Linked DNA regions of Mus musculus: all the other regions are linked to region 5. Evidence: chromatin loops called from intact Hi-C (ENCODE). Cell type or tissue: heart. All regions are shown on one strand. Region 1 overlaps Hmgcll1 (3-hydroxymethyl-3-methylglutaryl-Coenzyme A lyase-like 1). Region 2 has its middle 23 kb from the start of Hmgcll1. Region 3 overlaps 5730403I07Rik (RIKEN cDNA 5730403I07 gene). Region 4 overlaps Hcrtr2 (hypocretin (orexin) receptor 2). Region 5 holds the start of Gm39373 (a long non-coding RNA gene). Region 6 has its middle 110 kb from the start of Hmgcll1.

The links. A loop is a pair of places that touch in the nucleus more often than their neighbours do. Peaks named below come from ENCODE experiments on the same cell type or tissue, not always from the same donor. Only the 100,000 strongest peaks of a DNase experiment are listed, where the experiment ranks them.
Region 1: it touches region 5 in a loop (8-fold over the local background); 36 of 42 quality-filtered maps call a loop at or near these places.
Region 2: a loop joins it to region 5, with 3 times the contacts of the local background. A loop is called at or near these places in 3 of 42 quality-filtered maps.
Region 3: a loop joins it to region 5, with 5 times the contacts of the local background. A loop is called at or near these places in 4 of 42 quality-filtered maps.
Region 4: it touches region 5 in a loop (7-fold over the local background); 30 of 42 quality-filtered maps call a loop at or near these places.
Region 6: a loop joins it to region 5, with 2.4 times the contacts of the local background. A loop is called at or near these places in 6 of 42 quality-filtered maps.

Annotation. Positions count from the first base shown.
Region 1 is chr9:76,120,212-76,125,211 of GRCm38, forward strand. All of the region lies in intron 7 of Hmgcll1 (3-hydroxymethyl-3-methylglutaryl-Coenzyme A lyase-like 1), which reads left to right. Among named protein-coding and RNA genes, the nearest start is that of Gfral, 91 kb to the right of the region's middle. In heart, a CTCF peak has its summit at 2,892 (motif pointing left); no DNase peak of the experiment used is centred here.
Region 2 is chr9:75,989,832-75,994,831 of GRCm38, forward strand. No RefSeq gene overlaps it. Among named protein-coding and RNA genes, the nearest start is that of Hmgcll1, 23 kb to the right of the region's middle. In heart, no CTCF peak of the experiment used is centred here; no DNase peak of the experiment used is centred here.
Region 3 is chr9:77,377,780-77,382,779 of GRCm38, forward strand. The region is part of intron 3 of 5730403I07Rik (RIKEN cDNA 5730403I07 gene); the gene reads right to left. Among named protein-coding and RNA genes, the nearest start is that of 5730403I07Rik, 19 kb to the right of the region's middle. In heart, CTCF peaks have their summits at 2,050 (motif pointing left) and 3,983 (motif pointing left); no DNase peak of the experiment used is centred here; H3K27ac peaks cover 397 bases.
Region 4 is chr9:76,234,169-76,239,168 of GRCm38, forward strand. Hcrtr2 (hypocretin (orexin) receptor 2) reads right to left here. Exons shown (of 8, transcript NM_198962.4): 5 at 2,001-2,221. Among named protein-coding and RNA genes, the nearest start is that of Gfral, 23 kb to the left of the region's middle. In heart, a CTCF peak has its summit at 2,688 (motif pointing left); no DNase peak of the experiment used is centred here; H3K4me3 peaks cover 1,653 bases; H3K27ac peaks cover 1,501 bases.
Region 5 is chr9:75,760,450-75,765,449 of GRCm38, forward strand. It overlaps Gm39373 (a long non-coding RNA gene), which reads left to right and starts at 3,361. Exons shown (of 2, transcript XR_870927.2): 1 at 3,361-3,620. In heart, a CTCF peak has its summit at 2,218 (motif pointing right); no DNase peak of the experiment used is centred here.
Region 6 is chr9:75,903,613-75,908,612 of GRCm38, forward strand. No RefSeq gene overlaps it. Among named protein-coding and RNA genes, the nearest start is that of Hmgcll1, 110 kb to the right of the region's middle. In heart, a CTCF peak has its summit at 2,100 (motif pointing left); no DNase peak of the experiment used is centred here.

The DNA of each region.
Region 1 (5,000 bases), 360 kb after region 5:
CTAAGAAGGGAGTCTCCCAAGGAAAGGGGCCTTTCTCACCTGTCAGCACTCTATTCTCAGCTCACACCACATCCCAGAGAGATGTTTCAGGTCAGAGAAGGATGGGTGTGAAGGGGTTTGGCAGGGCCTGTCCCTTAGTTTATGATGACTGTGAACCAGTTCTATTAGCCCCAGTGTACAACTAGCCCTTCCTTTCTCTGTCTCATTCTAACCATGTGAAGTGGCACATACCGGTTGCCCTCCAGACCCTCACTTTGCTCATCCATCAAATGGGCATGCGTTATTAGCCACTTCACATGGCACTCTGGCACTTTTTCCATTGTAAAGTGTACAATCCCTGTGAAAAGTAAGCTTTAATAAGTATTTCTTAATATCTTTGATATTTTCTCAGCCTTACAGAAATGGTCAGCTTCCTTGTATATATATTTCATATATTAATATGAAATTTAATTTTTATATATTAATATCTTTAATTTAATTCCAATATGACTATTATATTTTAATATGAGTAGTGAAAGTATGATATAACCTATTTGTAGAACACAAGTGGAAAGATTAAGAAATTCTATTTCAAAATTCAATGTCTGTTATATGAAAGTTTTAGTGATGACCATATTCATTCCTAAATGTAGATACATACATGCATGCATGTACACAGAATGGCTGATACCCTAGTATTGAGAAGTATATCAGTTGGTCAAAACATTGAGAATTATTTATGTGTCCCAGTTGTTTACCTTCTATGGTTGTCATGGTATGACATCATCTTCACTATATAGTTGCATGGCAAATGTGAGTTCTCTGTCTGGGGTACCCTAGTTCAACATGGTGTAATGATTTAAATTGTTGAAAAGCATTACTTGGTAAGATCTGGGCTTATTGAAAAGGATGCTGTGATCCATTAGTGATATCTGGATTAGTAAAGAGAAATGATTATACTGGTGACTGCAGTTATGCATGAGAGAGAACACTGGCTATGATGAACAAAATGAAGAGCCAAATTACCAGAAAATGGCAATGGTCTTTTTTATTAATATATTTTAAGTGCACGTGTGCGTGTGTGTGTGTGTGTGTGTGTGTGTGTGTGTGTGTTGCATCTTAGCCTCCTGAGACCAGAAAAGGGTATCAGAGCTGCTTGGGCTGGAGTTACAGGCAGCTGTGAGCCAGCCAACATGGGTGCTGGGATGCAAACGCATGTACTCAGGAAGAGGAACTTCACCACTAAGCCATCTCTCCTTGTCCAGTGAGTACAGTTATGTGATTTTATCCTGTATGAACACTTAGCCCTGGGTAATATTAATCCAAAGCGAATAATTTCCAAAGGCAGGGGGAAATAGAGAAGGTAGAAAGAGAGAGGCTGACCATGGCCACATGGAGAGGGGTTCCCCCTTCTATGTCAATATTTTCTGAGATCAGAGGGAGAGAGAGAAGGAGGGCTAGAGAAGAGAGTAAAAAAGGTGAGAGCTTAAAGGGGAATAATTTTCAATATTAGAAATAGTATTTTAAATCTAACATTGTGTAGATTTTAAAAGGATGCTATTTTTTAGAGAACAAAAGAATAGATTTTTTTTTCAAAAAATTTACATTGCCAAAATGTTTGAGTCTTTAATAACTTCAATACCTAAAAGCTTAGACTATATGGGATGTGTTGGAAACAGAATGGGACGCTTTTAGATTTGTTTGTTATACTTCCATTATGTAAACACACATATATTTTGGGGGGATTATTTCTAAGCACCACTTATGGATAAACTTTTCTTTAATTAGTATGTCTGTATAGTTAATTAGTATGTCTGCATGGTTTGAGCATCTGGTATTTTGTAAAACTTAGCATGCCTCAGAATTTACCTACTGTTCTAGTAAAGAAGCAATGTGCTTATGATATATCTTGTCCCATTTATTACTTTCCAGAAAGGGCTATGAATGTCCATTTTACACAGATCTGCAGAGCTCAAGTGAGGCCACAGGGTTTGTTGATTAGTAAGGGAAAGATTGGAAGGGGGATAGTCACAGTGCTCCAGCTGAAGATTTTTGTTTAGTTTGCTTTGCTTTATTCGTGTTTCGGGCCCTGGGAAAATTGCTTCTCTTTGGATTCCGGTAGGTTACCCTTACCACACAGGACACAGGATTTAATATATTTTATTTCTAACTTAAAGTTCCATGGGAGTTTATGTCTAGTTTTGGTTATGTCATAGTTTTGGTTAATAAATATTTCAAGTCAGAGGAAGAAGTAAAGAATATGTTAGCCTTGGCCTTATACATTCTGCAGCCTCATTAGTCTTACATTTATTTTGAACCTAAGAAGGTTGTTTATTTGATGGATTGTATTACATATTAGCTATCCACTCTGACTGGGACCCAGTGGCTTGTAAACACAAGACATGAACTTGGGGGATTCCTTTTTTTTAAAATTTTTTTATTAGGTATTTATTTCATTTACATTTCCAATGCTATCCCAAAAGTACCCCACATGCTCCCCCACCCACTCCCCCCTCCCACTCCCACTTTTTGGCCCTGACGTTCCCCTGTACTGGGGCATATAAAGTTTGCACGACCAATGGGCCTCTCTTTCCACTGATGGCCAACTAGGCCATCTTCTGATACATATGCAGCTAAAGACACGAGCTCCGGGGGTACTGGTTAGTTCATATTGTTGTTCCACATATAGGGTTGCAGATCCCTTTAGCTCCTTGGTTACTTTCTCTAGCTCCTCCTTTGGGGGCCCTGTGATCCATCCAATAGCTGACTGTGAGCATCCACTTCTGTGTTTGCCAGGCCCCAGCATAGCCTCACAAGAGACAGCTCTATCTGGGTCCTTTCAGCAAAACCTTGCTAGTGTATGCAATGGTGTCGAACTTGGGGGATTCTGATGTTACACTGCCACCACGTGGCTGTTCATCTCAAGATGGACATTGCTTCTGAGATGTAAAAATAAGTACTTTGTTTTTATTATGGTATCACAATAGTTTGGCATGTACTACACACAAACAAATACACACACACACACACACACACAAACACACACACACACACACACACACACACACACACACACACACACACACACACACACACAGCCTTGTACATATACAGCCATCAAGAACCTGTCCTAAGCGAAGCTTTGTGTTTAGTGAGAGACAGGACAGTATCCTAATGCTGCTCATCTTCCTGAAGTAAAGATAAGTGGTCTGTGCATCAACTACACATAATGATACACCAAGTTCAGTCATAAATTCTAAACATATTCCCCCTATATGTGATAAATCATCAGTAGAGCAAATAATGCTGTTTTTCTTAGTTTGTTCTATATTTGTCTATGTGTTTGGTATACATACAATTAGACATTTCTGCAGTAAATTTGGAGCAGTCAAAGAATGTAGTATTTGTTGTTTATAGTCTTAAACATATATATATGTTTTTGAGATATCTATCTATCTATCTATCTATCTATCTATCTATCTATCTATCTATCTATATGAATATATATGAGGTATTATGTAGTGTTTCAAAATGTCTCTATATGTTGTGAGTTTTATTTGTTTTCTTTTACTTTTTGCTGTAAGTCATTCTACGTAGTTTAGAAAGCCCTGAGCTCCACAGCTCACCAGCTGTACTGCCCCCTGCCCCAGTACTTACTGTACTTACAGACAGGTGCCTCCACCCATGGGCTAGCACTGTGCAGCCTTTACATTGCAATAGGTATATCTGTCTTCTCAAACACTCATCATTTTAAACTTAAAAATCCCTCTCTGTCTTTTTAATGTATGCCATTTACCATCATTATCTGTAATCACATACTTTGAAATAGTTCTCATTCCTGTTTAATTGAAGCCTACTGCCATTGATCAAAGCCGCCCCACCCCCCACTCTCCCCACTCTACTGTCCTGTCCTATGAAATTCACTTTTGTGTATGCTGCATATACATATGATCTGGAGGTGTTTTTCTTCCTGTGTTTTTTTTTTCCTTCTTCTTCATTTGTTGTAAAGATCTACAGTTCCATCTGTGTTTTTGCAAATGACACAATGCCATTTTATTTCTGATAAATAGCATTCCATTGTATATAGGTACTACTTTTTTAATCCACTCTTCAGAGATGGATTTTTTCTTTGTTTCTCCCTTTTGGCTATTGTAAGAGAGTATAATTTAGTACCAGCACAGCTTTACGGTATCACTTGTCTTGTTGCTGAATGGAAATACCTGGCACAAGCAACAGAAGAGAAGGTTTATCTTGGCACACATCACGGTAAGACAAACATGGCCATCGGCAGCCAGGATAGCTGATCACATCGTGTTCAAAGTCAGGGAGGAAAGCCATGGAAGATCAGTGTGCTTCCTCCTTTTTAATTCAGTTCAGGACAGCAGCCTATGGACTGTTGCCACCCATGGTGGGTTTTCCCACCCCATAAACTTAATCAGCATAATCTTTCAAAGGCATGGCCACTGTGTTACTCTACATTTTTACCAAGTTGACCATAGAGATTAGTTGTCACAACTGCCCATTGAAAGCTTTTTATTTAGACAGAACATATAATTGAGAATAATTTTTATTAGATATTTTCTTTATTTACATTTCAAATGTTACCCCCTTTCCTAGTTTCCCCTCCAAAATCCCCCTATCGTCTCCCCTCTCCCTCTGCTCCCCAACCCACCCACTCCTGCTTCCTGGCCCAGGCATTCCTTATACTGGGGCATAGAACCTTCAAAGGACCAAGGACCTCTCCTCCCACTGATGACCTACTAGGCCTTCCTCTGCTACATATGCAGCTAGAGCCACGAGTTCCTCCGTGTGTTTTCTTTGATTGGTGGTTTAGTCCCTGGGAGCTCTGGAGTTACTGGTTAGTTCATATTGTTGTTCCTCTTAGGGGGCTGCAAACTCCTTAGCTCCTTGGGTACTTTCTCTAGCTCCTTTATTGGGGACCCTGTGCTCCATCTAATGGATGACTGTGAACATCCACTTCTGTATGAGTCAGGCACTTGGCAGAGCCTTTCAGGAGACAG
Region 2 (5,000 bases), 230 kb after region 5:
TCTGGCTATCAAAGCTCCAGTTGGGAGAAAGGGCTGGAAAAGCAACATCAGTCACTAATAATGAATTTCTTGGGAACTCCCTGTACTTATTTGCACCCCCACACTCCTTTCTCTCTATTGGCATTAAAGCAGTAGGCTCTCTGGCTTAACATCTCCAGGTAGTAAGTATCTGAACTTCCGCTAGTGAGGCATAGATGACAGATTTAGCTCGAGCCCATATCGGATAGATCACAAGCACCTGTAACCCCAGCGCTAGGGGATCCAATGCTTGTCTGCCTCCGTAGACACCTGCACTAATATGTACATACTCCCACACAGACAAAACCTCCCATACATAATTAAAAATGAAATAAATCTTTCTTTTTAAAAATGAGCTTTGAAGTAAGATTTTCCTGATGATATTATTCAGAAATATTTTATGGATAAGATTTTCTATTCTTGTGCAAAATTCAAGTGCTATGGGTTTCTGGCCTCAAACACTAAATTAACACTTAAGCTAGTCCACAAGCCTCTTGCCAGTCATCCTATAATGAAGTCAGAAGTGCTCATGATGGTGGTTAGCAACCCCTCTGTCTTTCAATTTCCTTGTATTCACTCTTTTTTTTTTTTTTGGCTTGAATGAGATGTCCTCTATAATCTTAGGCATTTGAACACTTGGTGCTCAGTTGGTTATTCTGTGGTTACTCTATTTGAAGACGTTTAGGAGGTGTGACCTTGTTGGACAATGTGTTTCATTGGCCGAAGGCTTTGAGACATTTGCCATTTTTACTTGCAGCTCAAGATATGAGCTTTCAGTTGTTCTTGCCCCCATGCCTGCCTGATACCAGGCTTCTTCACAGTGATGGTGATGGACTCTTAATCATAGAACCACAAGCTCAAAATAAAGTCTTCCTTCTATAAGTTGCTTCAAAGTTGGTGTTTTATTACAGTAATAAAAAAGTGACTATTATATAGAGTCTCAGTTTAGTTCTGGCAAGCCAAGAACTCCCTATGTAGACAAGAATGGTGGTAAACTCACAGAGACCTGCCTGCTTCTGTCTCTTGGGTGCTGAGATTAAAGGTGTGCCCCAACCCAATACCACTTGCATTTTTAAAAGTGCAAAGAATGTCTTTAAATTCTTTGATGCTTTCTTAATGGCTAGCTTTGGGCTTGCTCTTCTCAGGTTCTGCAATGCAGTTAACATCCATGTGTTCACTTTGTAATCTACTCTACAATTGTTTCTGCTGGTTTTTTTTTTTTTTGGTGTGGGTTTTAATAATAAATTTTAGCTAGGAAGTAGAGGGTATAGATAGGTTGGTAGGATTTTATCCTTCTTATTTTATCTTATTCAAATAAATTATTTAATAATTATTTCCATATCACCTGGTATTAGAAAATTATTTTGGGTATAGCATGAAACTAATAGAAAAGAAAGTGGGGAAGACCCTCAAACACATGGGCACAGGGGAAAACTTCCTGAACAGAACACCAATAGCTTATGCTCTAAGATCAAGAATTGACAAATGGGACCTAAGAACATTGTAAGGCTTCTGTAAGGCAAACGACACCGTCAATAGGACAAAATGGCAACCAACAGATTTTATCAACCCTACATCCGATAGAAGGCTAATATCCAATAAATACAAAGAACTCAAGAAGTTAGGCTTCCGAGAATCAAATAACCCTATAAAAATGTGGTACAGAGCTAAACAAAGAATTCTCAACTGAGTAATATCAAATGGCCCAAAATCACCTAAAGAAGTATACAACATCCTTATTCTTTTAAATCTTATTGATTTGCAGGGAAATGCAAATCAAACAACCCTGAGATTTCACCTCATACCAGTCAGAATAGCTAAGATTAAAAACTCAGGTGACAGCAGATGCTGGTGAGGATATGGAGAAAGAGGAACAATCCTCTATTGCTGGTGCAACCATTCTGGAAATCAGTTTGGTGGTTCCTCAGAAAATTGGACCCAGCTATATCACTCCTGGGCATATACCCAAAGATGCTCCAACATATAACAAGGACACATACTTCACTATGTTCATAGCAGCCTTATTTATAATATCCAGAAGCTGGAAAGAACCAAAGATGTCCTTCAACAGAGGAATGGATGCAGAAAATGTGGTACATTTATACAATAGAGTACTATTTGGCTATTAAAAACAATGAAGTCATGAAATTCTTAGGCAAATGGATGGACCTAGAAAATATCATTTTGAGTGAGGTAACCCAACCACAAAAGAACACACATGGTATACACTCACTGATAAGTGGATATTAGCCCAGAAGCTCAGAATACCCAAGATACAATTCACAGACCACATGAAGCTCAAGAAGAAGGAAGGCCAAAATATAGATACTTCGGTCCTTCTTTGAAGGGAGACCAAAAAAAAAAAAAAAAAAAAAAAACCCTTCAAAGAGGAGTTACAAAGTGTGGATCAAAAACTGAAGGAATGACCATCCAGAGACTGCCCCACCTGGGGATCCATCTCATATACAGTCACCAAACTCAGACACTATTGTGGATGCCAGAAAGTGCATGCTGACAGGAGCCTGATGTAGCTGTTTCTTCAGAGGCTCTCTCAGAGCCTGACAAATACAGAGGTGGATGCTCTCCGCCAATCATTGAACTGAGCAAGGGTTCTCCAATAGAGGAGTTAGAGAAAGGACTAAAGAACCTGAAGGACTTTGCAACCCCATTGGAAGAACTACAATATCAATCAACCAGACCTCCCAGAGCTTCCAGGGACCAAACCACCAAGCAAAGAGTATACATGGAGGGACCCATAGCTCTAGCCACATATGTAGCAGAGGATGTCCTTGCTGGCCATCACTGTGAGAAGAGGCCCTTAGTCCTGTGAAGGCTTGATGCCCCAGTGTAGGGGAATGCGAGGTGGGGAGGTTAGAGTGAGTGGGTTGGTGGGTGGGGGAACACCCTTATAGAAGCAGAGGGAGGGGTGGGATAGAGGGTTTCAGGGGGGAACCTGGAAAGGGGATAACATTTGAAGCGTAAATAAAGAAAATATCCAATAAAAAATGAGTACTGCCCTCTTCTGGTATTTCTGGAGACAGTGACAGTGTACTCACGTAAAAAAAATAAATAAATAAAAAATAAATCTTAAAGAAACAGACAAACAAACAAACCAAAAACCTGACTCACTATCCAAGCAACTATCAAATGCCAGTACCTCCTCCACTAGTGGTAATATTTTATTTTTATGTCCCTCTCTGTGTTGAGATCGTAGGAATTGTACAAGTTTTGTGCATTCTCAATGAGTTCATTTGTGCAAATGTTCTGAAGTGTCTGAAAAACAATTTACATGATGTTATTGACTCTTCTGTCTCTTATAATTTCTCTCTCTCTCTCTCTCTCTCTCTCTCTCTCTCTCTCTCTCTCTCTCTCTCCTCTTCTGCAGACATCTGTGAACCTTTGGGGAATGGATATTATATTTGGTGCTGAGCACTACACAGTCTTTAATCGACCAGGTCTCATGTTGACCAGATGAGATTCTCTGTGTTAATTGCTATTTACTGCAAAGAGAATGTACTCTGAAGAGGGTTGAGAAATGCTATGATCCATAGGTATGGCAAGAAGTTATTAAGAGTCGTTTTAGTACTATGTCTATTACTAGAATAATACTATTTGGTTCTCTTCTAAAAGCACAGACACACACACAGACACACACACACACACACACACACACACACACACACACACACACACACAAAGCCTATATAGCAACCTTAACAGTTCCATGTGTGGATTCCATCTCACAGAGTGGGCCTTAGATACAACCCAAGAGTGATTGGATCATTTTATAACATCATGCCACAGTGATCATATTTTCTCAGACCAGTCATTGTTGTGGCTTGAAGGGTTGGTTCACAGCTAGGTGAGATTGAGTAATGCTTTTCTTCTCCAGCAGTGGGCATAGAACCATCTGGCAACAACAAACACGAACTAATATGGACAAAACTTTCAGATGAGTACCAGCCTGATGTTTCTAGGTTTTGTGTCTCAAGTATGTAGCATGTTTAGCAATAGGGTCTTACTAGCAAGTTGTGGGTGGTAACCAAGAGCATTGGCAATAGCTTGTAATGTTTGAGGGTCTGTGAGATCCCATTAGTCAAAGATTAATCTTTCCCTCTCATCTCACCTGTTTTTGTTGCTGAGGCCTTTATTTCCTTTCATGAGGTGTTTAGTTAGGGTTCTGCCCCTCTAATTGTAGGTTAGCACCATTAACATCAACTTTCTCCTTCTTTCTCTGTCTCTCTGTCTGTCTCCCTCTTTCTCTGTCTCTGTGTCTCTGTGTCTCTGTGTCTTTGTGTCTGTGTCTGTGTCTGTGTCTGTCTCTGTCTCTGTCTCTCTCTCTCTCCCTCTCTCCCTCTCCATAGTTCTCATTCAGGTATTTGTTCATATCTTCTTTAAGTTCCTTGAAAATATTTATAATATATATTATATAGCTGTTTTGAAATCATTGTCCTGTATATTAATTAAGTATTAATTAAGTTGCTTCTCTTAGAGAATAGTACAATTGTTTGCTAATTTCTGGAGGAGACATATTGTATTTTTTTACTTTTTTTTTGCATTTGGACTTAAGCATCTAGAATTAGGTCTTTAAAGTGGCTCTTAGTATGGATATTTGATATCCCTTTTGTTGGATGGTGTGGTTGTTTGGATCTTTGTTTAATATTTTCCAACACAAAAGGTTGTGGTAGAGTTGAATGGTACTTCATTTTGATGTTCCCGCCTTGAGTTCATGATCTGGCTTATCTCAGTGATGGAGTGTGACAACCTGAGGGCTGAAATAAACTCCTTCTCAAGTTGCTTTCTTGGTCCTGTTGTCTGATCATAGCAATAGAAACCCTAACTATGAGAGTCCTTCTCATGCAATTTATTTACATATACATCAACATATTTCTGCATATAAATACACACATATCTATAGAGTAAGTAGAAAAACACCACAGAAAATAACTTTTTAATAATTATTATTCAAATAGATTTATTCT
Region 3 (5,000 bases), 1.6 Mb after region 5:
CACGGCAAAAGCAACCGCAATGGCGAAGAAGCACGAGACACCCTCCTGAGCCAAGCTTCCCCTGGGAGTTTCTTTCCTTCTCTAGCATGATCATCTTTATCACCCAGCTACGGGCTAGAGCTGTCCTTCATTGCCAAGGGACTCACACCGAAGATAATCATTTGTCGAGCATGTGTGGATTCTGTCAGCCTGCCAGAGACCAGTGTTTGTTTTTGCCCCTCTCTCTGAGCATGTCAATTCTCAGGACGGATTACTGGTTCCAGACAATTGCCAAGGTCAAGGAAGTCACTGGTCGCTCTGTGCTCTAACTCAGTGCTCCAGCCCAGTGCTCAGGCTTCATGAAGAACTGGATGTGTTGGCCCTAATTCTGATCTTGCCCTTTACAGCTGTGCATCATTAAACAAATCTCTTCCCTACATGTGTTATTAACTTAAAAATTCCAGGACCTGGGATATGAGGCTCATATCAAAGGGACACTTCTAGCCCTGTATTCACAGCCATGAATCAATCACCTTCAAGAAAAAGTTAAAATCCGAATCACCTATTTAATGATGCTCAGATGCCCAGACAATATCCCAGTCAGTGTTTTTAACAAGGGAAAAATCAGTATGAACCACGGGTTGTGAAGTTGTACCAGGCTGAGATGATGCTTCTCTGTAAGCCACAAAACAGTTTGCTTAAAACATACAAGAAGTCAGTTTTGATCCTTAATCATCAGGGAAATGCAAATCAAAACAACCCTGAGATTCCACCTCACACCAGTGAGAATGGCTAAGATCAAAAATTCAGGTGACAGCAGATGCTGGCGAGGATGTGGAGAAAGAGGAACACTCCTCCATTGTTGGTGGGATTGCAGGCTTGTACAACCACTCTGGAAATCAGTCTGGCGGTTCCTCAGAAAATTGGACATAGTACTACCGGAGGATCCAGCAATACCTCTCCTGGGCATATATCCAGAAGAAGCCCCAACTGGTAAGAAGGACACATGCTCCACTATGTTCATAGCAGCCTTATTTATAATAGCCAGAAACTGGAAAGAACCCAGATGCCCCTCAACAGAGGAATGGATACAGAAAATGTGGTACATCTACACAATGGAGTACTACTCAGCTATTAAAAAGAATGAATTTATGAAATTCCTAGCCAAATGGATGGACCTGGAGAGCATCATCCTGAGTGAGGTAACACAATCACAAAGGAACTCACACAATATGTACTCACTGATAAGTGGATACTAGCCCAAAACCTAGGATACCCACGATATAAGATACAATTTCCTAAACACATGAAACTCAAGAAAAATGAAGACTGAAGTGTGGACACTATGCCCCTCCTTAGAAGTGGGAACAAAACACCCATGGAAGGAGTTACAGAAACAAAGTTTGGAGCTGAGATGAAAGGATGGACCATGTAGAGACTGCCATATCCAGGGATCCACCCCATAATCAGCATCCAAACGCTGACACCATTGCATATACTAGCAAGATTTTATCGAAAGGACCCAGATGTAGCTGTCTCTTGTGAGACTATGCCGGGGCCTAGCAAACACAGAAGTGGATGCTCACAGTCAGCTAATGGATGGATCACAGGGCTCCCAATGGAGGAGCTAGAGAAAGTACCCAAGGAGCTAAAGGGATCTTCAACCCTATAGGTGGAACAACATTATGAACTAACCAGTACCCCTGAGCTCTTGACTCTAGCTGCATATGTATCAAAAGATGGCCTAGTCGGCCATCACTGGAAAGAGAGGCCCATTGGACACGCAGACTTTGTGTGCCCCGGTACAGGGGAACGCCAGGGCCAAAGGGGGGGAGTGGGTGGGTAGGGGAGTGGGGGTGGGTGGGTAAGGGGGACTTTTGGTATAGCATTGGAAATGTAAAGGAGCTAAATACCTAATAAAAAATGGAAAAAAAAAAAAAAAAAAAAGAAGTCAGTTTTGCTCCTTCAAAGAGTCTTTCAAAAAAAAAAAAAAAAAAAAAAAAAGCAAATGGCTATAGACAACGTCTCTCTTCTACTGGGAGAGACTGCCCCCTGCTGGCCACCTTCTGCCATGCAGTCACCTCCAGGAGTCAGCTTCCAAAACCTGCTAACACTACCTTCGCAATCTTCTGCATGTGATCTAGAATTGCGTTTTTCAGGAAAGAAACGCCCCGGGGGTATTTATATAGGAGGAGTGCTGTAAGCATCACACACAATGTGTCATCCAGATATGGGAAGACTGAGGAGACAACATTAGAAAAGTAGATAAACTGTACCTACACTAAAAATACCAAATTTCCTTTAAAAAAAAAGAAAACCTACTTCAAAATGTAGTGATAATTATATGCTTATAGGAAATTAAAGTCAAGATATGAGAGACAGAGACAGAGACAGAGTCAGAGTCAGATGCAAAATGCCCTAGCTGCATATGTAGCAGAGGATGGCCTTGTCGGTCATCAATGGGAGGAGAGGCCCTTGGTCCTGTGAAGGCTCTGTGCCTCAGTATAGAGGAATGCCAGGGCCAGGAAGCAGGAGTGGGTAGGTTGGGGTGCCAGGGGGAGGGGATAGGGAATTTTCAGAGGGGAAACTAGGAAAGGGGATAACATTTCAAATGTAAATAAAGAAAATATCTAATAAAAAAAACATTAAAGAAATCTGAGGAATCGAGAGGGGATCATCCACTTCCACACATCGAAGCTGCTGGACCACCAACCCAGTGAAGAAGGCTGAGGATGTCGCGGCTGTTTGCTGGCTGTCTCCTTTAGCTGGCTGGTGGGGTGTGTAGAGAGCTCCGCCAGGCCCTACCCAGGAGGCAAACATCCTCCGTCGTGCAAACCACATTTCTGAGGCCACACTGCAAAGCCAAAGCTTGTCTTTACCCTTTAAGGATGTTTAAGGCCGGGCACACCGTGTGGGCATACCCACACACACACCCCCCCGTGGTGTGGGTGTGTGTGTGTGTGTGTGTGTGTATGTGTGTGTGTGTGTGTGTGTGTGTGTGTGTGTGTGTGTGTGTGTGTGTGTGTGTTAAAGCTTTTCTTGACTGGCTGATTCTAGTCTGCTCTGTCTGAGTTTTTTTTTTTTTTGGTTTTTTTCCCCCGGCTGATATCTGCTGTACTCTGTATTTTTCCTGCCTTTTAATTCTTTAACCTGCAGGAAAAAAAAATAAAAATCAAGTCCCCTAGATTGTAACATTTTGGTGGCGTCCACTTGAGACTTCTTTCTAGGTCTTCATAAACCGAGCCAACGGGGATGTCAAGGAGGCTCGGATGTTAAAAGCGTTGACTACTCTTCCAGAGGATTCAGTGGTTCACAGCTGTCTAACTCCAGTCCTAGAGCAGAACTGGGGATTCTTCTCTCTAATGAGCAATGTAGCCTCCAGTACAGGGCAGCCACGGTGCTTGCACTGAGCTGCAGCCCCGGCTCTGCCGGATGCCACCCGAATGAACTCTGGAGCACGGACAGAATGGAATCTGCAGCATAGTCGGCTCACAGCAACATGGTTTAGTGGGCACTTGTGACCAGCCTGGTGGCCTGAGTTCTAACCCCGGGACCCACAGCCAGCAAGGAGAGAACCAACTCCTATGGCTTCCAAACCCTCTAAGTGGCACAGATGTGCCAACATACATACACAAAACACACACACACAATGAATAAACAAAATAAAACCAAGCAGTTCGGTCTGGGTGTGCTTAAGACTGACAGAATATATTCACTCTGGGTAGAAGTCAGTGAAGCCCCACGTGGCGCCTAGCTCTTCCACTTATAAAAGTCCTCTAGCCTCTCAGAGTTTCTTTTATCACATAAAAATGTGAAAAGTGCTTTCCTTGGGGGAAAAAATGTGAAGATCAAGTGAAATAATGTCTACAAAAACATAGTAAGTTCTTTTCAGATATTCTAAAAAGTATGGAATCAGAGGAAAACAATCAAAGCGCATTCTCCTTGGGAATATCGGGGGATGAGGAGCCCTGAAGGGCAGAACCCTCAGCTGGCACCACCCTGCCCCCTGCTGGACATCCGTGAAAGTACACTCAAGAGCCAAGGGAGGAGAAAGGATCCAAGTCTCCAAGAAACTAGGACTATTAGACATACCAGGTAAGTTTCCTCAGCGGCTCTCAGTGCTAATTTACAGACTATCCTATTCATTTCACATTTGAGCAGGTTGTTTGCGGGTTGGCTTCAAATTGCCATGAAAGAAAACTGTGGAAAAAATAAAGTAAGACCTTCAGCTCAAAGAAAGAAAGGAAGGAAGGAAGGAAGGAAGGAAGGAAGGAAGGAAGGAAGGAAGAAAGAAAGAAAGAAAGAAAGAAAGAAAGAAAGAAAGAAAGAAAGAAAGAAAGAAAGAAAGAAAGAAAGAAAGAAAGAAAGAAAGAAAGAAAGAAAGAAAGAAAGAAAGAAAGGAAAAGAAAAAAAAGGAAAAAGAAAAAAAGGGGGAAAAAAGTGGGCTTCCATACAGGAGCTGCCAGAAAGTGATCAAATAAAATTGCTTCTACATATAGCTGCCAAAGCTTTCAGTGTGTCCCCAGACAACCCTTCACTGTATGGGTGTGTGTGTGTGTGTGTGTCTGTGTCTGTGTCTGTGTGTCTGTGTGTGTGTGTCTGTCTGTCTGTCTGTGTGTCTGTCTGTCTGTGTGTGTGTATAACCTTGTTAAGTAACTCTGAAAGCTCATCCCAGTATGATGTTGGCTTTGCTTTCATTTCCACAGCACCATAAGGTGGCTCAGTTCTGACTATGTCCCTCTATACCTCGAGATTCGCATGAAGAAAGGATTTTATGCTAGACTCGTAGAAGGCACAAGGTCCTGTGTGCACAGATAAGCACCAGGGAACCAGGAATGCTAAACATTCAGGGTTGTCACCTCCATGGAAGAAATAAAATTCCTGCTTTCTACCCAGAGAGCTGAGAGGGGATGCTCTTAATGACCTGGTGACCTTTGCTATCTGTGGAGCCAGACCCCCTGTAAATCTGCCAGAATGCCTATCCCAGACTCCCCCTCCCTAGACCTTTATCTTTACCTCCC
Region 4 (5,000 bases), 470 kb after region 5:
GACTCTCAGAGGGGGGATTCCCCTTCTCAGGAAGAAGGTGGAATGGTGGAGTGGGGGAGGGGATCCTGGAAGGAAAGAAAGGGCTGATATTGGGTTGTAAAGGGAATAAATAAATACTTTTTAAAATTCCTTTGAGGAAGTTAGTTTTAACCAACAAGGCTATACATTCTATAGCTTACATGTCAAGAAAATAAAAAGGTAGGACTTTACATTGTATGAGCAATAAATGAAAGCAAGATTTATATTCAAGGCAAGATTAAATTTAAATACATATCTTTTTAAAAAACTGTATTCAGTAAAAACATTTTCAAAGTTATTTTAAAATGTGTGTGTGTAAAAACACACAGATTGCTCAAAAACTTTTTTAAAAAAGTTTTAAATTATACTTAGATTTCTTTCCCACCCTGGAAAAGGAAGCTATTTAATTCAGAATAATAAGATGGATATTATTGACAAGAGGGCATCTGGAAATAACTAGAGGGAGAGGTGCAAGCGCAGAGGTATAAGAAATTCAAATATGCATCCCACAGAGTGCTAAATCCATTTTCAAAATATTTGATCTGGATTGGTAAAGAAACAAGGGGAGAAGGAAAGAGGAGGGGGAGGGGGAGGTAGAGGAGGAGGAAGGGGAGGGAGAAGAAGGCTAAGGGGAGGGAGAGGAGAGGGAAGAAGAGGACAGGGAAAGGGGGAGGGGAAAGGAGGGATGAATCTATTCATTATCATTCATGATTATGATGCCCTTTTTTCATTTATTTATTTACTTATTTGTTCACTTTACATCTGGATGGCATCCTCCCCCCAGTCCCACCTTTACAAGCCCCTACCCTCCCACTACCCCCTCATATTCTCTGAGGAGGAACCTTGGGCACTGCCCTGACCCTGACCCCGACCCCGCCCCTCGCCATGGAAGTTGCCTGCCACTGGATTCCCTTCTGCTAGCAGGACTGCCTGGTTTATGGTGTTCTTAATAGTGTGTGTGTGTGTGTGTGGGGGGGGGGGAATGGGGTGGCCGGGCTAGCTAGCGGGGATGGGGTGGGGGAGGGGGCTAACTAGCAATGCATTTAATACATTTGTGTATGATTTCTGCGAGGAAGAAATCGAGAGGGAACCTTGGCAGGAGCAGAGGGTAGATTGTTTTGTGAATTGAGTTTTCGAAACCCTTAAAACATACAAGGCTATATTCTTTCTGAACAAATGTTCATTTTCTACTTTGTCATTGAGGAAACCTTTAAAGAATGGAAAAACAAAGGCCAAAGAGGAGAGGTCTTCGCAGCTGGTTTATACCACTTTTTGTCTGACTCTGGCCAAACTTATCTGTCTCTCCAGCTGTGAGGAATATGATATTGACTCTGACTTTGGGAAAAGAGACATGAGCAATTTCAGGTTAAATTTGAAGCCTCTTATAAACAGAATTAAGGCTGCCTTGGGCGCAGTGGGTGTATGTATAACAGCTTTGATGTTTCCTGAGAAAGCTGGCTACTCATGTCCTGCACTGGACCTGCGACTCAGCATCCGCTGTTCGTGTCACTGGTCAAAATCATTTCGGCTTCGGAGTTTTGTCGATGTACCTGTGCTCACTGGAAATATAGGATTGTTGAAATATTTGAGAACAAATTTTTTATAAAACTCATTTACTCACTTCCGAAGTAATTTAGAAGTTCAATGGACTTTTATTTACTTACGAAATTAGTTATTGAAACAATTTTTATTAAAATATTTTCTCATCTAAGCCTTAGCAGTCAACAACAGGGGATTAGGAAAACGACCATTTTATCTGCCACTCAACTGAGAATCTTCATCCACTGAAAGAGTGTATTTCCTGTCTGTGCTAGAAGGCTGGTCTTGCCCTAAGTGCGCAAAGAACTCCATCAGCTCAAGCAACCGAGTTGATTGGCCAGACAAAGTCCCTAGGGAGAGGAGGGTCTGTCTGTTTAGAAAGAAAAGAGTTCTTAATTAAAATGCCAAGCTGCTTCACTTTTAAATAAACGCACGGGTTTTACCTCTTTAGCACATTGAGGATGCTGATTGGTAGATAGCAAATTGCAAAGACCAGAAGTACAACCATGAGCATCCGGGCTGTTTTCCTTCGTGCTCGGATCTGCTTTATCTCAGCAGCAACAGCGCTAATCCGAGCCTTGCTCTGCTGTCCGGACCCCCGGGGCTGAGAAACCGGCTGCTGCTGCTTCCATTTTCTCTGAACCACAGAAGAAGTTCCGGGAATCTGAAAGGAGATGGAATCCCTCATTGGTACTTATCAAAGTTCTACAAAGAAGATGTAACCACAAGAGTGAGAAGCAGAAGTTTGGAGTTTGAAATTTTCGTCTCTCCAAGCACTGGCTAGGCGGAGTATGTTCTTATCACACATTTCGTCAAACACCAAATAGTTATATGCCTGGGGAAAAAGTTAAAAGTAAGCTTATATTGTTCTTGTGTTAAAACACGATAATCTTGTCAAGGTCTGAAGAGAACAACAAGAATACATTCCCTTATTAAACAGAGAAGGGACATATAGAGAAAAGAACGCTAAGAAAATTCAGATTATAAGATTTCATTATAAGTTCTAAATTCAGAAGTCTCCTAAATTTAAACACTCATCAGATAACAGGACTGCCTGCCCTCCCCACACACACCGAAAAACAAAAAACTTAAATGACATTTTGATGCATCGATACTGCCACCTGCTGTCGAGTAGAGACACGGCACCTAACCAGCTACTGAGTTTTATGAGGTTTTCTGTCTCCTGTTGAGACAAAGCAATTCCATGTGTAGAAGGAACAAAAACTATTCTTCGTGATTTAATGTTCGCACTTACAAAATTGCCTGAAACTAATTTTGCAATTTTCCCTTCTTGAAAGTGCACGAACACACCGAGAATCCTTCCAGGTCTTACACTAATGTCTTAAATAGCCACTATTTGTAGCAATTACATTACACAACGTGCGTTTCCTTTGATTTTTCTGTTGGTTGATAATAGCAGAAAGTTCTGCCAAGTATAATATTTTCTTAATTACAATCTCATGAATTGATAGATCTTAGCAAAATATTAAAATGCAGCTTATTCATTTTTTTTTAAAGATGTGCCAGTAAGTCCACCGCGGGGACAGCTTGATTGTGTTACAGTTACTCAGCGGCTACTTTTATCTCTGCACCGCACACAGTACAGAGCAGCGCGTTCCCGTGGCCTCTCAGAATGAAGGCTACCTTGAACCCGTGGCTGTTTACACTATGAGATCAAAGTCTATTAGAGAATCTTTCATTTGAAAATGGAGCTTTGCTTTGATGTCCAAACAGATGAGTCTCATTACATGAGACCCCACTTGACCATCTTCTCTCAGTTCAGGAGATCAATCACGCAGATGAAAACCGGCCGTGAGACAGAAACTTCTCAGAAATGGGCAGGGCCACCTCGAGAAACCACTGGCTGAGGAGATAAAGAGTCACAAATGCTCCCATTTTGATGATTCTATTTTAAAATTTTCTAAAAAGATTTTTCAATTTTTATTTTGTGTGTATGAGTGTTTTGATCTCTTGTGTATCTGTGTGTCACATGTATACCTGGTGCCTGCACAGGTCGGATAAAGGAAATGGATTCCCTGGGACTGAAGTTGGATGGTTGTGAGCGGTTACACTTAATTGCTGAGGATCTCTTCAGTATTGTGGCTCTCTTTTTTAAAAAAATAGTTTTAGAAAGAATTGTTTTAGATGTAGCACTAGATCTTAGAAAGTTCCAGAATAATTCTATCACAAAAGCTGGTAAGTATCCATAATGGTCTTGAAGTGGAGTCTAAGTAGAACCATAAAGATCATTCTATTTTTAATGTTCCCGTGAAGGGAGAGCCAACATTCTGCCCAGTGACGACTTCTTCAAGTATCAAAAACATTCCCATGAAGAGAAAGTGGCGCAGGGGGCAGAGTTGTGGCCCTTGCGATGAAAAGAAAGGGACCTGTGCTGGTGTTATTCTCAGATAACAACAACCTGTAGGCAAAAGAAGCTTAGTCCTGCCTTCCATTCTTCACTGATAAGCTGTGCAGAGAAGCCGAGCAGCCCAAAGGGGACAGCAGAAAATTCATCAGGAGCCATTACATCAACTGACATGCAAGAATTGCACATAGCCTCAAGTCAAGTTCAGTGTGTCCTTAAAGGTAAATTGGAAATTTCATTTTATAGATTTGACTGAGAAGATTCTAAGTAGAAGAGAGCAAAATACTTCAGACCATGTATTTAATTTGTATAGAACTTCAAAACACATCTTATTTTTTAATTGTGAAAGGATTTCTCTTGCAAATTTACATACAAGAGAATAAGTCTTTTGTGTGCATTTTATATGCATGCACGTGTACAGTTTTATATGCACGTGTGTGTGTGTGCAGTTTTGTTTGTGTACATATGTGTGCACAAGCCTTGGAGGTCAGAAGACAATGTAGTCTGGCATTCCTCAGTTGATAGATATCTTACTCTTTAAGTAGGCCAGCTGGTCTACCTAGTTAGCCTTAGGGATCTTCCTGGTTTCCCTTCTCCAGCACTGAGGTTACAACTATGTGCCATGATACCCAGATTTTTTTTTTTTTTGCATGATTTTGGAATGTTAAACTCTTGTCTTCATGCTTACAAGGCAAGACATTTGTAGGCTGAGCTATCACCCTAGGCCCCTGGGTTTTGAATGCATGCCTTATAACATAAAAGTACTAATAATGATTTAAAAGAGCCAGAAAAGACACATCCCAATTGTTTGTCTTTATGGAAGGTCTTTCGCCAATATGACACCGAGAGAAATTTTCTACCTAACTGTAGAAAGCAAATCACAGCAATACATGTTCACTGTGTTTTAAATGAACTGTGTAAACTATCTTTGATATTTAAAAAAATACTGCAATACTACATACTGAAATGTGAACAATAATTATTAGTCCAAAGTACCATGCAAATGATGAATACTGAAAAAGAAATGAAATAAGATGCCAGCCACATAGAAGAGAGGCATTTCATGTTTCTGGATTGG
Region 5 (5,000 bases):
AAGTTCACTTCTTCACTTTAAGGATAACGTTCTCAGACTCTGCTCGAATTGCTCTTCGTCTTTTATCCCTTTTCTTTGTGAACTGGAATGCCCTTTAGGCAGCTAACCCTCAGAATCCCAGCAGCTATATTTGATTTTGAATTTTGGTGCACACGAATGCTCCGTGGAAAGAAATACTAGAAGAAAGAAACCTTGTTAATTTCAGTAGAGTTGCCTGAAATTTGATAATGGAGATTGGGAACGGGGTACAAAGTTTTAGAAGGATGTTATATTTTTATCTACTTGAGCGTAAAGGTTAAACACATGGTCTAACTTTTAGAAATTATAATATGTTTAAATACAATTTGAATAAATCACAATATATTTTCAGATGTTTTCACAGCCTTCAAAACTGTGATATTGACTAGCCAACATTTAGTTGAATGATTCCCACTAGCTAAATCAGTCACAAACATTTTTAGACTAGCTATATTTGTTTGTCTAGCACCGAAGTTTCAGTGATAGGAGAGCAAATCCCCTGATCCGAAGGCGCTCTTTGATTGTAAGAGGCAGATGTAAGACATACAGGTAGCATCAGGGCATTGAAAGAAGCACATCCAAGTTGCAGTCCCTGGAGTCACGAGAAGGCCTTGAAAGGGCTAAGCATGTAAGAATAATAGTCCATTGTGTTTCCCAAGAGTTGCCGGAAGAACTTCCCCATGTCCACAAGCAATCTTATACTCTATTGTTAATCTTTGCTTGCTACACATGGGGGATGAGCTAGTCCAATTCTAAATCAGTGCCAAAGTTTAAATGGGGGAATATTAGAAGAAATTACAATTATTTGGCCTTATCTTGATCCTGCTAAAATATTACCTTCACTCCAAGCCCGGCTGGTGAGCTTTCTGATCTGTTTGTTATTAATCCACGCTTCCACTTGCTTCCGTCTTGGTTTCCGTGACATGGTTTTTTTTTTTTTTTTTACATATCTAGGCATTTCAGTTTTGAAAAATGCTAGTGGAAATAATGTATACATAGGTTTCTGCATTGTTGTTCCACGGACTCAAAAGGAAAGTAAACAAAGAAAACTTGGACAGGAGTGCTGCTTAGCTACAACTCTTTCAATGTTCTGCTCTGAGGACCTGAAGTTTCTTAGGAAGACCAACAAAAATTTAGGCTTGAGCTCACCACATACATTAAACAGTCATGTTGTCTTCTCTAAAAGTTAGACAATATCATTTTTCTAAGAGTGGGAAGCATGCCACACCACTAAAACCAAGAATGGTATCATAAACTCCAAGTACTTAGTACTGCATGTACTGTGTACTATGTACATTACTACAGGAAGCTAACGCACTTCCCTTTTTACATACTGAGATGAAGGTGCTGTTGGCTGATATCATTTTAAATATCCAACAAGTGATGATATTCTGAGTATATGAAGTTGCAAAAGAAGCTACAACTAAAACTAATTACTGACGACTAAATTTCAACAGGTAGTTAAAGTCATGAGCTTAAGGTTAGCATGACTGAGATTTTATATTGAGACGTTGGAAAGAAGGAAAAATGGTGAAATGTTAAAAAGAACGAAGGGCGAAGGATAAATGTAAACAAGATACTTCGTCATCATTTGAAATAACTTACTGATTTCAAAGTCACTGTTCAAAATGAAAATTCATGTCAATTTCTTAGCCCCTTTTCTTTTTCACTCACCTCGTAGCCTCTAGGCATGCTGAGACACCTCCTGTGTCATTTTTATTCTATAGGTACACACATGGAACATCTATGGCCTGAAAAGTTGTAAGAAATGCAGTCTGTGCTTTGGTGATCTTGAGTGTGATGCTGCAACTTTGCCCTGTGAGGGTGGGCAGGATGTGCAATGAGAAGTGGCACAGACGGCTCCTGGGTGCGTTTTGGGGTGTGAATGTGTCTGTGATTTTCATTACTAGGCTAGCCATCTTTTTATAAAGCAGAATAAACAAGAGTAACAGTTCTCATGCATTAAATTAAAAAGGTTTTAGATGAACCTAGCAAAATGCGAACTCTAATATTTAAAACAAGTAGTATAACGGAAAAACAAAACTTCAAGGTATATCTTTCCAAACTATCAACGATAGGATTATGGTCAGTGATAGGACTATGATCAATGATAAGATTACAATTTGTAAAAGTGGATTGTCTAAACATTTTCATTCAGAAAGGCAGTGGTAACTTTCAATAGTTTTAAAACTCATACGGCCAAAAGGTGGCAGTGTCCTCCTGAGTTTCTGTGTAAGCCTCATTTCTCTAGAGGTGAGATTATCAAGTGTTCTGCCTCTAATGCGCTTTTAAAAGAAACTGTAAGCAGTTTCATCGCTATGACATATACCAAATGATAATTATAACTGAGCAGAAGTGCTTTTCACAAGGACAGTTTTAGAGACTTTTTGTGTTGAACTATTTGAAGTCTTCTGTACAGCACAAAGACAGAGACCTCACACATAAGGAGGCTGAGAGAGACTGATTGATCGATAGAGAGACATTTTACAAACCATTATCCAGTTAACGTGCAGGCTTTACACTTTCTACGAAGTTTTCTGTTGTTTATCTTTCTGGGCTTCTAGTCAGTCTTCGATAGAAATTGGTTCGTTGTAACAGTAGGCGAGCAGTGATTAGAAAATGACGGGAGCAATACAGACTCTGTTCCTGTCAGACAGTGGTTTTCCACTAGTATGCTCACTTTAGAATTCTTTTTCCCAAGAAACAAATAATAAACAATCACAAACAACAGCATGGAAGGAGAGCACATACAAACATTCTTCTTAGAAAATATTGTAGCCGGGCATGGTGGCGCACGCCTTTAATCCCAGCACTCAGGAGGCAGAGGCAGGTGGATTTCTGAGTTCGAGGCCAGCCTGGTCTACAAAGTGAATTCCAGGACAGCCAGGGCTATACAGAGAAACCTTGTCTCGGAAACAAACAAACAAACAAACAAACAAACAAAAAACCAACAACAAAAACAAACGAAAGAAAGAAAGAAAGAAAGAAAGAAAGAAAGAAAATATTGTTATTAATTCTTTGGAAGTTTCACAAATGTTTTGATTGTATTCTTTCCCCTCCCCCAGCTCTTTCCAGGTCCACCCTCTCTCCATACCCACCCAACGTTGTGCTCTTCTTCCTACCCCCCCATCAATACAAACGTGTGTTGCCCAAATATTCTTGGATGTTCCACTGGAACATAGCTGACTTGCCACTGGCTACATTCTTAGAGAGAACGGAGGCTCCCCTCTCCCAGCTGTAACAGCTGCCCATCATTCCTCAGGTAGGGGTAGGAGTTTGTATTCACATCACTCTGCATGCTTGGATTTGGTCTAGCTTGTTTGAATTCCCACTGGCCTTACGTGTGTTGTCACAATCAATGTGATTTTGCACGTGCAGCTGTCCCGCTGTTCTCTGAGAACATCGTTTCTTTGTAGTCAGCTGCTGTTTCTGGCTCATACACTCTTTCTGCCCTCTTTTTTTTTTGCAGCGATGCTCTAGTCTTGGGAGGAAGGCATATGGTATATCTGTTTCATTAGGGCTAAGCATTATGCAGCATGTGCACTTGGTCCAGTGTGGATCCCTTTGGAAATCATCATCCACTGCAAACAGGAGCTCATCAGGTAAGGGTTGAGAGAGCCATGGTTATAACAAGTTGTCATTAGAAGTCAGTTTAGGACTATGTTCATTTAGCAGTATAATAGTTGTATGTTCTCTCTTAGAGCCTATCACCTGTTTAGCCATGGGCTTTGGTCTTGTAATACTGACTGGTGTGGGTTTCATCTTATGTAGCATGAGAGATACCCAATCAGAGAGTGGTTATAAAACTGGAACTACTGTTACATCAGTGGACAAGTCTAGTCAGGCCCGTCATTATTGTCCCTTGTAGAGTTCACAGCCACGAGTGTTTGATGCTTATTTTTATTCTCCAGTAGCATGTAAAATGTTTTATAAAAGCTAGCCAGCTTGGAGAAAGCTTTTTGGATAGTTGCTGAGTGATCTCCTTATATTCCATGACTTAAATTTGTGGTATCTTCTGCAGTAGGATCTTACTGTCAACTTCTGGGGGATAGCCATAAACAACTGCAATAGCCTGTAATATTGGGGGTGTGTGTCTATGAAACTTCACCGGAGAGGCAACACCAAAGATATTTAGAAAAACCTCTATGTAAACCTACTACTGTAGACTCTCTAGTAAACACTCACACATTACACATGTATGTACATAAAAATAATTAAAAATGAAAAATTTCGACAACAGGGTAACTGTGACCTTCCTAGACATAACAGGACAACAAAAGCCTTAGTGGCAGAAATGGGTTACTTCTTTTGTAGTAAACATATTTTAAAAAAAGATCTTAGTATTATAATGAAAACAAGTGAAGGAAATAACTTCAACAAATGAGTCTATCCCAGTTTCTAAATTTGTTCCAAAATCTTAGACAAATACTGAGGCAATGTTTACCTGAGGCAAACTTCGTTTTGCAAGCATTAATAGTCAGAGCCTGTCACTGTTTGTCAGAGTCTTGCAACAGTGCTGTGGATTGTCACCATCTTAAGTAAGGCTTGGCACCATAGTCTGAAAGCAGTACAAGGATTTCAGGTTTGAATTTGTCCAAACACCCAAGGACTTTCATTTCCAGTCTCAGGACACGGAGGAAAAGCCAATGATCCTGGTTGTCGTGCTTGCGATTCTGAACTTGTGAGGTTTAGCTACTTCTCTCCGCTATACGTAAATGGGACGAAATAGTTGTATTTGGAAATACCAGGCAGTGCAATTACTGAACTCTACGCAGCATTTTCAACTTTAAACAAACCTTAAGTACGGTTACCATGTGCTAGACTGATAGTTATTTTTAGTTGATGGGTCAAGATGATTTTTAATATTCAACTTTGTGGAAAAGAATCAAATGCATTAATTTTTTAGTTACGTGTACTGGTGACAAAGATTTTTTGAGTGGTATTTTTATTTTCAAGTCCTTTAGCCACAGAACATAGCCAGC
Region 6 (5,000 bases), 140 kb after region 5:
CACTCCGTAAATCCAGAAACCAACCAGAACCAGATAGCAAAGAAATTTGATGTGTCTCTGCATGATGAGAGGAAAAGAGCCTTCTGGGGTATTTGTGTAAACTTGTGACCAGAAATCACACTTGTGAATTTTCACGATCCTCTAGTGGATCTGAAAATACATTGGAGAAAGAACAGGGAGATGCTGTCTGGGGACTGCAGTGCCATCCCAGGCCTTGAGGTCCACCCACTGAAAACATGTGAAGCTCATAGCCAAAGTGATATGCAGGAAGTACTGTAAGGGTTAAACAGAACAACATAGGTAGCACAAATCAGAAAGGTTATCCAGTTGTTGAGTATATCCTTGATAATGTGTAGATATGATATGCTTTTTGAGGAAAGCAAAATCTTATATGAAATATTTTAAGTGGGCTGATAGGTCCAAGAAGGAAAAAAAATTAAACTTTACTAGATGTGCTGGTTTAGTGAGTTAGATCTGCAGACATTTTTCCCTAAGACGACAGCAAGATAGATGAAGAGAGGGCAGTTTACAGGGGAATTGAAAGTTCATATGTATCAAAGGATGCCCTATCATGTGTTTATTTCAGGTTACTGAAGTGAGTTTTGGGCTAATATTTGGCCCATCAAACAAAGCATCATACTCAAATTGGAAATCAGTCAACACATACTTCCTGTCTTCGAAATTTTGCTAAGGAAAAAAAATGTCATTTAGAAGTATGAATTTAGCCAAAATTATCTTCCCAAATCTTAGGCAATATAAAAACATTTCAAGGCAGATAAAGCAAGAAGCTAAAAGAAAATTTAGTATTAAAAGCAAGTCTGTTGCTAAAAGATGTACCTCAAAAAAAAAAAAAGAACAATTGTATTGTATTTAAAATAGAGTTGAGATAGAATGACTGGCACTATCATCATAAAATGCATGTGATTAGATGTTGGTAATTGAAGAGGGTGTTTGTTGTTTGCTTGAGACAGGGTGACACTGTTCTGAGGTGATGGATAATATAGTTTTGTCTAATGATGACTAAACAAACATCTTCAGCTTTTTCCTCAGAATTCACGGTGAAGATTCCTGATAAAACCAGACCTGAAAACTAGTATGTCCCATCTAAACTTTTTCTATAAAAAGTATACTGCAGCTGGAGAGATGGCTCAGCGGTCAAGAACACAGGCTGCTCTTCCAGCGGTCCTGAGTTCAATTCCAGCAACTACATGGTGGCTCACAACCATCTGTAATGGAATCCCATGCCCTCTTCTGATGTGCCTGAATACAGCCACAGTGTACTCACATATATAAAATAAACAAATCTTTAAAAAAGCAAAACAAAGCTTATAGTTTTAGGCTTTTGTGTCTCTGACATAACTATTCAAACTTGCTTCTCTATTTTCAAAGCAGGTAAAGAAATGACTTAAAGGGAGGAGGGTGGCTGTGGCAGAGCACTTCATTTGTAGAAACAAGGTATGGATGACATTGGTCTCAAACTAAATTATTCTAACAGCCACTCTATATCAGCATGGGAGGTACTCGCAATGTCATAAAATTCAATCAGTTCACACAAATACAATAGGAAAAGAAAGGAAAGAAATGTGTCTAAGGGGCAAAATGATACAGAAGCAAAGCAGAAAGGGGTCCAGATAATCATATAACATTTAATGCAAACAGACTAAAGCAATCATTGCTGCCTTGGTTGATTTTAAATAATTGTTTCAACAAGTATGCTCATGACATGCTATTAAAAAGAAATATGCTTAAAATTTAAAACTACAGGAAAGATGAGGATAACACAAAGGGACATACAAATATTAGAACAGTATCCACTAAAGGAAACTGGGTAATTATAGTAATAAAATAAATTACATTGCCATTTTAAAAATCTTTATTAGAGGCAATGAGAGATATTACATCGGAGCTTTCAACATCATCTACTCTTAAATTTTTAATGTTCCTAATACTATAAAATTGGGGGCCAGAGAGATGGCTCAGGGGTTAAGAACACTTGTTCTTTCAGCAGATCCAAGTCCAGCATCTATTTGGCTGCTTGTAGCTGCTTCCTGTAATCTCAGCAGTAGGAGGATCTGACTCCCTCTTCTGGTCTCTTTGAGCACTGCACTCACATGCACCAGTCCATGCCCAAATACATGTGCACATAGTTAAAAGTAAAAACTTTGCACATAGTTAAAAGTAAAAACTTTAAATAAATAAGACAGTTTTTATATTAATAAAGGTCGAATGTACCCTTTTCACTGTAAAAGTATTAGCAAATTTCTCACAAGAATTAATAGACTAATAGGAAAAAAAAATAGGGTCAGTTGGAAGAGGGCAAATGTACCTGGTTAGCAAATATGATTTAGTAGTCATGTGTGGAACAACCATGATATATAATGCGTTCAAGTCAATGTTTTACCCAACTTCAAAACATAAATTCAGCAACTTAAAGAACATTTTTGGCAAGAATATATGATTATATTGAAGCAATTTATCTTTTTTTTTGTCCCTGACATGTATGACTACAATCTGAACAAAGTTTGTCTTTTAGAAAAAACTATAACTAAGTAGTGTGCTTTCTTTTAAATATGAGGACATATGAATTTTTGTTATATAATATCATAAGGCATTGTTTATATTAACTTTACTAATCCAATAACAATAAGCTGGGTGTGATCATATCCCCATTGCCCAACAGGTAGAAGTCAGAGGCAGGAGGACTGTAAGTTCAAGGTCAACTGACCTTCAAATGGAAAAAAAAAAAACCACACGATCATCTCATTAGATGCTGAAAATGACTTCAACAAAATACAACACCCCTTCATTTTCAAAGTTCTGGAGAGATCAGGAATTCATGGCACATACCTAAATATGATAAAAGCAACATGTAGCAAAACAATAGCCAACATTAAATTAAATAGAGAGAGACTAGAAGCAATTTCACTAAAATCAGGGACAAGGCTGCCCACTCTCTCCCTACTTATTCAATATAGTACTCGAAGTTCTACCCAGAACAATTAGACAACAAAAGGAGGTCAAAGGGATATAAATTTGAAAGGAAGAAGTCAAAATATCACTATTTGCAGGTGATATGATCATATACTTAAGCAACCCCCAAAATTCCACCAGAGAACTAGCACACCTGACAAACAACTTCAGCAAAGTATCTGGATATAAAATTAACTCAAAAGAAAATCAGTAGCCTTCATATATACAAAGAATAAACAGGCTGAGAAAAAATTAGGAAAAAAAACCAACCTTCACAATAGTCACAAATAATATAAAATACCTTGGTGTAACTCTAGCCAAGAAACTGAAAGATTTGTATGACAAGAACTTCAAGTCTCTGAAGTAAGAAATCCAAGAACACTTCAGAAGATGGAAGATCTCCCATGCTCATGGATTGGTAGGATTAACATAGTAAAAATGGCCATCTTACCACAAGCAATCTACAGGTTCAGTGCAATCCCCATCAAAATTTCAACTCAATTCTTCACTGAGATGCGAAGAGCAATTCTTAACTTCATCTGGAATAACAAAAAACCTAGGATAGTGAAAACAGTTCTAAACATCTGGGGAAATCACCATCTTTGACCTCAAGCTGTATTACAGAGCAATAGTGATAAAACTGCATGGTATTGGTACAGAGACAGGCAGAAAGATAAGTGGAAAGGAATTGAAGACCCAGAAATAAACCCACATACCTATGGTCACTTGATCTTTGACAAAGAAGACAAAATCATCCAGTGGGAAAAAAGACCGCATTTTCAACAAATGGTGCTGGTTCAACTGGCGGTCTGCATGTAGAAGAATGCAAATTGATCCACTCTTATCTCCCTGTACAAGGCTCAAGTCCAAGTGGATCAAGGGCATCCACATAAAACCAGATATGCTGAATCTAATAGAAGAGAAAGTGGGGAAAAGCCTTGAACACATGGGCACAGGGGAAAACTTCCTGAACAAAACACCAATGGCTCAGGCTCTAAGATCAACAATTGACAAATGGGACTTCATGAAGCACTTTTAATTCCCATCTTGCATTGTTCATTTTGTATTTGCAGATATATTCAAAACATAAATAGGTGCCATAGTCAAGAGTGGGTTAAGCCTTTGCACAACTGAATATTAACAGACAACTTTATATTCATCAAAGATAAGGAACAATCTTAACTTTAAACATCATCTGATGGAAGCACAGTGTGTGGTCAGGATGAACGTGGATGACTGGAAGAAGTTTGTGTGCTGGACCAGTTGTTTACTCTCCCATCTATTGCCAAATTATGCTTTTATTGATCCTAGACCAATGAAGTAAAAGTACTTAGCTACTATATTTGATATATTAAATATTGTCTATTAAATATGTATTTATGTGTTTATATTCATGCTGCCTGGTGGTACTATTTCTTAATGGCAAAGGTTATTTGCCAATGTGGGTACTAATATCCCTATTGTTTATATCTAGTCAGGTGCCAACATTTTATAAACATCATTTAATCAAAAATAAGTAGATAAAAGAATAAATAAATTTAACAAACCCTTTTAATTTGTTTCCTTTTTTAAATAAAGGAAAAAAAGCCTTATGTTTTGGGATGTATGCCATTGTATCTAGCAACCTGAGCTCAATATTTAGTATTTTCATTTGTGGGATTTTTTTTCTTTAAATTTCTAAATTTATAATTCATGACCGACCTCTCAATTTTTATTTTCATATACTACTTATACTGTTCCACAACACCAGAAAATATCCAAGTCAATCATGTGTACTTTGTTTAAATATGCCCTTAGAGGTGCGGAGAAATAATACAAAGATGTAATGGGAAATGTATCCACTAACTTAAGTGTGAAACAAGGAATTAACAGAACTTTCCATATTTCTAATAGATTTATTCTGGGGCTTCTTAAACTTTGGCCCAACTGACTTTTTTTTTTTTGTGTGTGTGTGTGTGTGAATGTCAGTTCTCTGAAGGATGAGATATTGGTTAACATTCACCACTTTTACCCATGAGATCCTACGGCAT